3 separate regions of the Homo sapiens genome follow, and regions 1 and 3 are each linked to region 2. The links are chromatin contacts, found by Hi-C or POLR2A ChIA-PET in ENCODE. All regions are on one chromosome and are shown on one strand. Each heading gives the region's core, a stretch centred on a gene start or an enhancer-like site at or near the end of the contact. The rest is flanking DNA. Distances are from core to core; before and after follow the strand shown.

Region 1 (2,700 bases), core at 69-2,568, 370 kb after region 2:
GTCTTCTACACCCCACAGGGCCCCCTACTTCTTCGGATGTGTTTTTAATAATGTCAGCTATGTGCCCCATCCTCCTTCATGCCCTCCCTCCCTTTCCTACCACTGCTGAGTGGCCTGGAACTTGTTTAAAGTGTTTATTCCCCATTTCTTTGAGGGATCAGGAAGGAATCCTGGGTATGCCATTGACTTCCCTTCTAAGTAGACAGCAAAAATGGCGGGGGTCGCAGGAATCTGCACTCAACTGCCCACCTGGCTGGCAGGGATCTTTGAATAGGTATCTTGAGCTTGGTTCTGGGCTCTTTCCTTGTGTACTGACGACCAGGGCCAGCTGTTCTAGAGCGGGAATTAGAGGCTAGAGCGGCTGAAATGGTTGTTTGGTGATGACACTGGGGTCCTTCCATCTCTGGGGCCCACTCTCTTCTGTCTTCCCATGGGAAGTGCCACTGGGATCCCTCTGCCCTGTCCTCCTGAATACAAGCTGACTGACATTGACTGTGTCTGTGGAAAATGGGAGCTCTTGTTGTGGAGAGCATAGTAAATTTTCAGAGAACTTGAAGCCAAAAGGATTTAAAACCGCTGCTCTAAAGAAAAGAAAACTGGAGGCTGGGCGCAGTGGCTCACGCCTATAATCCCAGAGGCTGAGGCAGGCGGATCACCTGAGGTCAGGAGTTCAAGATCAGCCTGACCAACATGGAGAAACCCTACTAAAAATACAAAGTTAGCCAGGCATAGTGGTGCATGCCTGTAATCCCAGCTGCTCAGGAGCCTGGCAACAAGAGCAAAACTCCAGCTCAAAAAAAAAAAGAAAGAAAAGAAAGCTGGAGCTGGTGGCTTAGGCCATCACCCTTCCCTTGGCTGGAACTACTGGACAGACCCTTTTGAGATGTGCCTGTGGTGCTGTGGAGATGTGTGTAGTGGTCTTAGCTCTTTGTTGAGCTTGTGTGTGTGTTGTGTAGTCTTAGCTGTATGCTGAAATTGGGCGTGTGTTGGAGGGCTTCTTAGCTCTTTGGTGAGATTGTATTTCTATGTGTTTGTATCAGCTGAATGTTGCTGGAAATAAAACCTTGGTTTGTCAAGGCTCTTTTTTGTGGGAAGTAAGTAGGGGAAAAGGTCTTTGAGGGTTCCTAGGCTCCTTTGTACAACAGGAAAATGCCTCAAAGCCTTGCTTCCCAGCAACCTGGGGCTGGTTCCCAGTGCCTGGTCCTGCCCCTTCCTGGTTCTTATCTCAAGGCAGAGCTTCTGAATTTCAGGCCTTCATTCCAGAGCCCTCTTGTGGCCAGGCCTTCCTTTGCTGGAGGAAGGTACACAGGGTGAAGCTGATGCTGTACTTGGGGGATCTCCTTGGCCTGTTCCACCAAGTGAGAGAAGGTACTTACTCTTGTACCTCCTGTTCAGCCAGGTGCATTAACAGACCTCCCTACAGCTGTAGGAACTACTGTCCCAGAGCTGAGGCAAGGGGATTTCTCAGGTCATTTGGAGAACAAGTGCTTTAGTAGTAGTTTAAAGTAGTAACTGCTACTGTATTTAGTGGGGTGGAATTCAGAAGAAATTTGAAGACCAGATCATGGGTGGTCTGCATGTGAATGAACAGGAATGAGCCGGACAGCCTGGCTGTCATTGCTTTCTTCCTCCCCATTTGGACCCTTCTCTGCCCTTACATTTTTGTTTCTCCATCTACCACCATCCACCAGTCTATTTATTAACTTAGCAAGAGGACAAGTAAAGGGCCCTCTTGGCTTGATTTTGCTTCTTTCTTTCTGTGGAGGATATACTAAGTGCGACTTTGCCCTATCCTATTTGGAAATCCCTAACAGAATTGAGTTTTCTATTAAGGATCCAAAAAGAAAAACAAAATGCTAATGAAGCCATCAGTCAAGGGTCACATGCCAATAAACAATAAATTTTCCAGAAGAAATGAAATCCAACTAGACAAATAAAGTAGAGCTTATGAAATGGTTCAGTAAAGATGAGTTTGTTGTTTTTTGTTTTGTTTTGTTTTGTTTTTTTAAAGACGGAGTCTCGCTCTGTCACCCAGGCTGGAGTGCAGTGGTATGATCTTGGCTCACTGTAACCTCCGCCTCCCGGGTTCAAGCCATTCTCCTGCCTCAGTCTCCTGAGTAGCTGGGATTACGGGTGCGTGCCACCATGCCTGGCTAATTTTTGTGTTTTTAGTAGAGACAGGGTTTCACCATGTTGGTCGGGCTGGTCTCAAACTCCTGACCTCTTGATCCGCCTGCCTTGGCCTCCCAAAGTGATGGGATTACAGATGTGAGCCACCGTGCCTAGCCAAGGATGAGATTTTTAAAGTATGTTTCAGTTCTGTGTCATGGTTGGAAGACAGAGTAGGAAGGATATGGAAAAGGTCATGGGGAAGCAGAGGTGATTCATGGCTCTGTGAATTTGAGGTGAATGGTTCCTTATTGTCTAGGCCACTTGTGAAGAATATGAGTCAGTTATTGCCAGCCTTGGAATTTACTTCTCTAGCTTACAATGGACCTTTTGAACTGGAAAACACCTTGTCTGCATTCACTTTAAAATGTCAAAACTAATTTTTATAATAAATGTTTATTTTCACATTGAGTTTGTTTAAATCCTGAAGTTCTTACCTTAAGAGAATTGGGACTCCTAGAGTGATTGGACATTCAAAATATTCCTGATAGTCTTGTTAATTAAGAGATTAGGATATCTTTCCATTACCTT
Region 2 (2,736 bases), core at 120-2,619:
TTTTTATTTTTTGAGACGGAGTCTCACGCTGTCGCCCAGGCTGAAGTGCAGTAGTAGCATGATCTCTGCTCATTGCAACCTCCGCCTCCCGGGTTCAAGCAATTCTCCTGCCTCAGCCTCCCGAGTAGCTGGGATTAGAGGCATGCACCACCATGCCTGGCTAATTTTTTGTATTTTTAGTAGAGACAGGGTTTCTCCATGTTGGCCAGGCTGGTCTCGAACTCCTGACCTTGTGATCCGTCTGCTTCGGCCACCCAAAGTGCTGGGATTACAGGCATGAGCCACCGTGCCCGGCCTGGATATACTTTATAATGGTCTCCTGGTCCTAATGATATCTTTGGGCAACTTATTTCTTAGTTTTTCCCTTTCATCTTGACACCTTATATATAAATTCACTTTACAATTCACAAAGCACAGTTCTACTTACTTATTAATTCTCCTAACCACCTCATAGATGGGTATTACAATACCATTTTATGAGTTTCAGAGGGGTTTCCTTGTCCCACACATATTAGGCTTATGTCCTGGCAGCCCCCCATTGAACTCTCCAAACCTGATCCTTTCCACTCTGTGATTTTCTCTCTTCATCCCTGCTCAATCTCCCTGCACCAGCACCCGATTCCATTTTATTCCAGTCAACACTAAACGCCTGTGTTCTTAGGTGCTGATTCTAGACAGTGACAGAGGAAATTTTTTAAGGACCAAGGACAAGATATGTTTTTCCTTCTGGGGACAGATTTGAGCTAGTTGCTTTTTAAATATTGTTCCTTTGTTATTCTGCCTGATAAGACAAAGTAGTGGGCCTTATAAACAGGATCTCACCAGGATTGAATACCTACTATGCTATGATATTGTCTAGACACTTTATTCATTTTATCTCACTTACCCTGTAAAAGCAGGCTCTATTATCCCCACAATACAAATGAGTTGATAGAAATTTAGTGAAGACAAGACAGTTGTTTAATGTCATATAGCTCCTATGTTCCCATGTTGAATAAGGATTCAAACCCCAGTATCTGGCTCTACAGCCTGTGGTACATTACACCATGTTGTCCAACAAGCATAGCTCTCAGGGTTACATGGTTTGTTAAAGTGGTTAAAAACCCCAATCAAAGGCCCGTGGAAGTTCTTAAGCAGGGGTAGGTTATGCCAGAAAAAAAGTAGTGGCTATTCAGCTAATTTTCTCACATTTACTCAGTCTTTCCCGTCTGTAAAATAAAAATGAATCTAAGTTCCAGAGAAAACAAATGGGGGCAGTGTGAGCCAAGGAAGTGAATAATAATAAGCAGAAGAGAAAGGCAGCCTCTGCTCATTGGTAGTCCCAGGAGGTCGGCCTTCTGCAGTTGCCAAGCAACGAGTGTAAACAGCACAAGATCATGGCCACTAACTACAGTGCCAACCAGGTAAGTTCCCATTCTCCATTTCTTTAACGTTTACTTTTGTTTTTCAGATTCTATCTTTGGACTGTCCCCTCTCATAGGATTCTGATCTTTGAACAGATAGCTGAGAGTGGAGTGAGATAATATTTTACCTCCTCAGGGATAGAGAGAGCCCAGGGGCGATCCAAAGGTATCTCTTGGTTAAATTTGTAGGGTGTAAACCAGAAGTTGGCAATTTTTTTTCTGTAAAAGGGCGGAGTGTAAAAATTTTAGGCTTTGCAGGCCAAGTGGCAAAGTCAAAAATATTCTGTAGCTACTTGCATAATTAAAGAAAAACATTTTTCCATAACATTTTTGACAAATTCAAAATATAACTGAGTACAATTTTTTGTACTACTAATGAAAATAATGGAATTTTGGGGGTTGAGAAAACATTTCACTTAACTGGGATTCAAAGTTAGTGTTCCATTTGACTGAATCAATTGTAAATGTTCATCTATAAAAATCACCCTTACTCTCAGGCCATCCCCAAACAGGCAGCAATATGGATATGGCCCATAGGCCATAGTTTACCAACTCCTGATCTAGACCAGTGCTGCCCAACAAAAAGAGTGCGACCCACAAATGTAATTTTAAATTTTCTAGTAGCTACATGAAAAAATTAAAACATAAAATTTAAATATATTGAATTTAACCCAATAAATCCAAATATTATTTCAACATTTAATCAGTATTTAAAAAATTATAATCAGACATTTTACGTTCTTTTTTTGTACTAAATCTCCAAAACCTGCTGGGTGTTGTAGCTCACGTCTGTAATCCCAACACTTTGGGAGGCTGAGGCACAAGGATCGCTTGAGGCCAGGGGTTTGAGACCACCCTGGGCAATATGGTGAGACCTCGTCTCTACAAGTAAATTTAAAAATTAGCTGGACATGGTGGCATGCACCTGTAGTCCCAGCTACCTGTGAGTCTGAGGGAGGAGGATCGCTTGAACCCAGGTGTCCAAGGCTGCAGTGAGCTAGGATCATGCCACTGACTCCAACCCAGGTGGCAGACCAAGATCCTATCTCAAAAAAAAAAAGAAAAGAAAAAAACTTAAAAATTCAGCATATTTCATATTTACAAAGCACCTCAATTTGAACTAGTCATATTTCAGGTGCTCAACAGCTCCATGTGGCTCCCGGCTCCATGCTGGACAGCACACATCTAGACCAAACAAATTACACCCTTGTCATAGTGACTTAAAGCCTACATGGTTGGTCAGGCCTTTGGTCTTCAAATCTAAAGAATTGTGCCTAGTCTTCATTTCCTGGGTTTGGGGCCTTGAAGTCTCATAGGGCTACTTATCTTTCTC
Region 3 (2,700 bases), core at 29-2,528, 300 kb after region 2:
TGCTGGATTTCTGGCCTAAGGGAGAGGCTCCCATCCTTCGTTCCCCAGCCAGCCTAGGACTTCGAATGTGGAGCCTGAAGATCTAAGATCCTAACATGTACATTTTATGTAAATATGTGCATATTTGTACATAAAATGATATTCTGTTTTTAAATAAACAGACAAAACTTGTTCTGTCTGGCTCCTGTCTTGCCCCTTGAACTGTGTAAGCTCTGAGTCACATACTCTCTGTCTCGGTACCATCCTTCCTGTAGTCCCAAGTAGGGGAAGACTTAGGATGCCTGTAGCTGGGAGGGAAGGGAAAGAATTGGCCTCCACAAGGCCTTTGGCCATCTCTGAGAGTCCCCTGGTAGGAAAGTGAAGCTAAGAACCCTTTCGAGGATGGCCAGTACCTTAGTTTGCAAAGTGTTTTAAATTCCTTTTTTTTTTTTTTTTGAGATGAAGTCTCACTTTGTCACCCAGGCTGGAGTGCAGTGGCACTATCTCAGCTCACTGCAACCTCCGACTCCCAGGTTCAAGCGATTCTCTCACCTCAGCCTCCCGTATAGCTGGGATTACAGGCACCCGTCACCATGCTCAGTTAGTTTTTGTATTTTTAGTAGAGACAGGGTTTCACCATGTTGGCCAAGCTGGTCTCGAACTCCTGACCTCAGGTGATTCACCCGCCTCAGCCTCCCAAAGTGCTGGGATTACAGGCGTGAGCCACTGCGCCCAGCCTGAATTCCTTATTGTACTGGAGACTCAACAACAGCTATGTGAAATAGGCAGCAGTGTACCCTTTTTTACAGGTAAAGAAACTGAAACTCAAGTTAAATGAGTTTTACAGACTCTTAGAGGTGGGAGGATTTAAAGGTCCTCTAGTCTGCTCCCTTCATTTTCCTAGGTTTGGAAACTGAGGCTCAGTGAAGTAATGCGATTTGACTGAGGTGCTAGATCCATCAGAGGCAGAACCCAGGCATCCTCCCTTGTGAGTGTGCTTTTTACAGCCCTGTGTCAACTTGCTCCCAGGCAAGCCCCAGGTCTCTACCTTGGACCCAAGAATTCTGGTCTCTAAGGGAGTTGGTCACCTGCTCACACCACAGACGCCATCACCCCACCCCAGGGCTCTGACATCACCTCCCCTGACCAATGAATGAAGTCCAAGCAAAGGGTGAGGATGTGAATGTCAGCTACCTCCCCCACCCTAGGCCCTGTGGTTGCAAAGATGCTCTAACAGGAAGTGGGTTAAGGAGCTGCACTGCTTCCTGCCCCCTAAAGCTGAGCGGGGCGAGGAGGGCGAGTGCCAGGCTGGGCCACGAGACACAGGACACAATTTCTTGCCAGGGTCCTGGTAGCTTCCTCTTCAACAGCCACTTCCGTGTGGCCGGGGCCCCAGGGGCAGGAGCTGCTGCCCGTTGCCCAGGCCACCCTCCACCCCCAATTGGGAGCCCTGCCCCCCTGGGGCCGGGCCAAGCCCAGCAGCTGGCTGGGATCCCATGGGGGACTGGTAGGGCACAGGTCTTGGGGGATAGAGGTGACCGGGCCAGTGCCCTGGGGCTCTGGCCATGAAGTCTCGGCAGAAAGGAAAGAAGAAGGGCAGCGCAAAGGAGCGGGTTTTTGGGTGCGACTTGCAGGAGCACCTGCAGCACTCAGGCCAGGAGGGTAAGGAGGCCGGCTCAGCTTCTGCAGGGTGGGTGGGGAGGCACTGGGCATCTGCAGCCCGATCCAGCCTGAAGGGCAGAAGCAGTTTCCGGTGCTCCTGGGGAAGGGGCAGTGGCCTGGGGTCACCATTCAAGAGAACTGTAAGTGGGCAAGACAGGAAATGTGGCTCAGTGAAGAAGGCAGGGCGGCTCCCTTGTGTAACTTTCTGGGGATGGGGTGGCTGAGGGGATGAGAATGTGAGTACCCAGGTAGCAGTGAGGGGGAGGATGGAGAGACTGGAAACCGAGGAGGAGTGGATGAAACAGCGGGCAGGTGACTGGGAACAGGAGAGGGAGGGTGAGGCGACAGGGTCAGGAGAGGAGTGGCTGAAGGGGAAATGATTATCCTTAGGTCTGAATGAAAGGAGACAGGGAAATGGCCCCAGAAGGGTCTCAAGATGGCCCTTGAGGCGGGTGGTTTCCTGGCTGGAGAACACCCAAGGACAAGGTCATGGGCTCTGTTCCCACTGCAGCCTTGCTGGGCCGCAGGGGATGATGTCGGGCTGGAAACAACCTCTGCCCCTAGTCTTTGTGATTCTCTTGTTGTCCCTGTGCAAAAGAGAAACAGGTTCAAAGTGGGGGGCAAGGGGAGAAGCTGCTGAAATGGGGAAGAATGAAAGAGAGGGTGTGAGGCCTGGCTTGAAGCTGGAGGTGGAGGGTGCAAAGGAGGGTGGGTGTGGAGCTGTCTGTGGAGCTCACCCAGCTCCCTCCCTGGGTTACCTTAGAGTGGGCTTTGAAGCCAGAAGGACCAGGGACAATATCAGGTTCACAACGGGGCCTGGCATGGAGCAGCCACTCAAAATCATTTCTTGATTCAATTTGAAATTGAACCCAGGCACCCTGGCTGCCCAGCCCAGCTTGTTTTTGGCACTTCAAGCTCCTCCTAGAGAAAGGCATAATTCTTTCCCCACTCCACCCCATTCCACCCCACCCCAATCTGTCATTTCCTCTTTGTCCCCTCCTCTGCTCTGGGCTGTGGTGCTTGCAGCGGAGGGAGGGTGATGGTGGTTCCCAGATCATT

Evidence for each region. Hi-C counts contacts between places; a loop is a spot of excess contacts on that map. ChIA-PET counts read pairs that join two places held with the same protein, here RNA polymerase II (POLR2A). Pooled maps may share reads with other maps.
Region 1: a map of A673 shows a loop between it and region 2 (4-fold over the local background). The contact joins the enhancer-like site here to the promoter of CFAP126 in region 2. A Hi-C loop is called at or near these places in 2 of 168 maps with a recorded cell type or tissue (A673 and CD4-positive, alpha-beta T cell) and 2 of 50 pooled maps. POLR2A ChIA-PET finds 5 or more read pairs at or near these places in 2 of 52 experiments (CD8-positive, alpha-beta T cell and PC-9).
Region 3: a loop to region 2 is called in a pooled map, with 2.0 times the contacts of the local background. The contact joins the promoter of ARHGAP30 here to the promoter of CFAP126 in region 2. A Hi-C loop is called at or near these places in 1 of 50 pooled maps. POLR2A ChIA-PET finds 5 or more read pairs at or near these places in 4 of 52 experiments (A673, BJ, HepG2 and 1 more).

The regions. Positions count from the first base shown.
Region 1 is chr1:160,996,074-160,998,773 of GRCh38, reverse strand. It overlaps F11R (F11 receptor), which reads left to right. Exons shown (of 10, transcript NM_016946.6): 10 at 1-2,700. Among named protein-coding and RNA genes, the nearest start is that of F11R, 24 kb to the left of the region's middle. Within about 2 kb of position 1,318, at least 19 of the 41 ENCODE cell types and tissues checked have a DNase peak (open chromatin) inside an H3K27ac peak, as active enhancers do; they include PC-9, where a contact is called at or near this core.
Region 2 is chr1:161,366,509-161,369,244 of GRCh38, reverse strand. CFAP126 (cilia and flagella associated protein 126) reads left to right here and starts at 1,369. Exons shown (of 5, transcript NM_001013625.4): 1 at 1,369-1,403. The coding sequence starts at 1,377.
Region 3 is chr1:161,068,469-161,071,168 of GRCh38, reverse strand. ARHGAP30 (Rho GTPase activating protein 30) reads left to right here and starts at 1,278. Exons shown (of 12, transcript NM_001025598.2): 1 at 1,278-1,641. The coding sequence starts at 1,545. NECTIN4 (nectin cell adhesion molecule 4) reads left to right here. Exons shown (of 9, transcript NM_030916.3): 9 at 1-171. RefSeq lists a silencer at 1,393-1,542 and an enhancer at 1,439-1,985.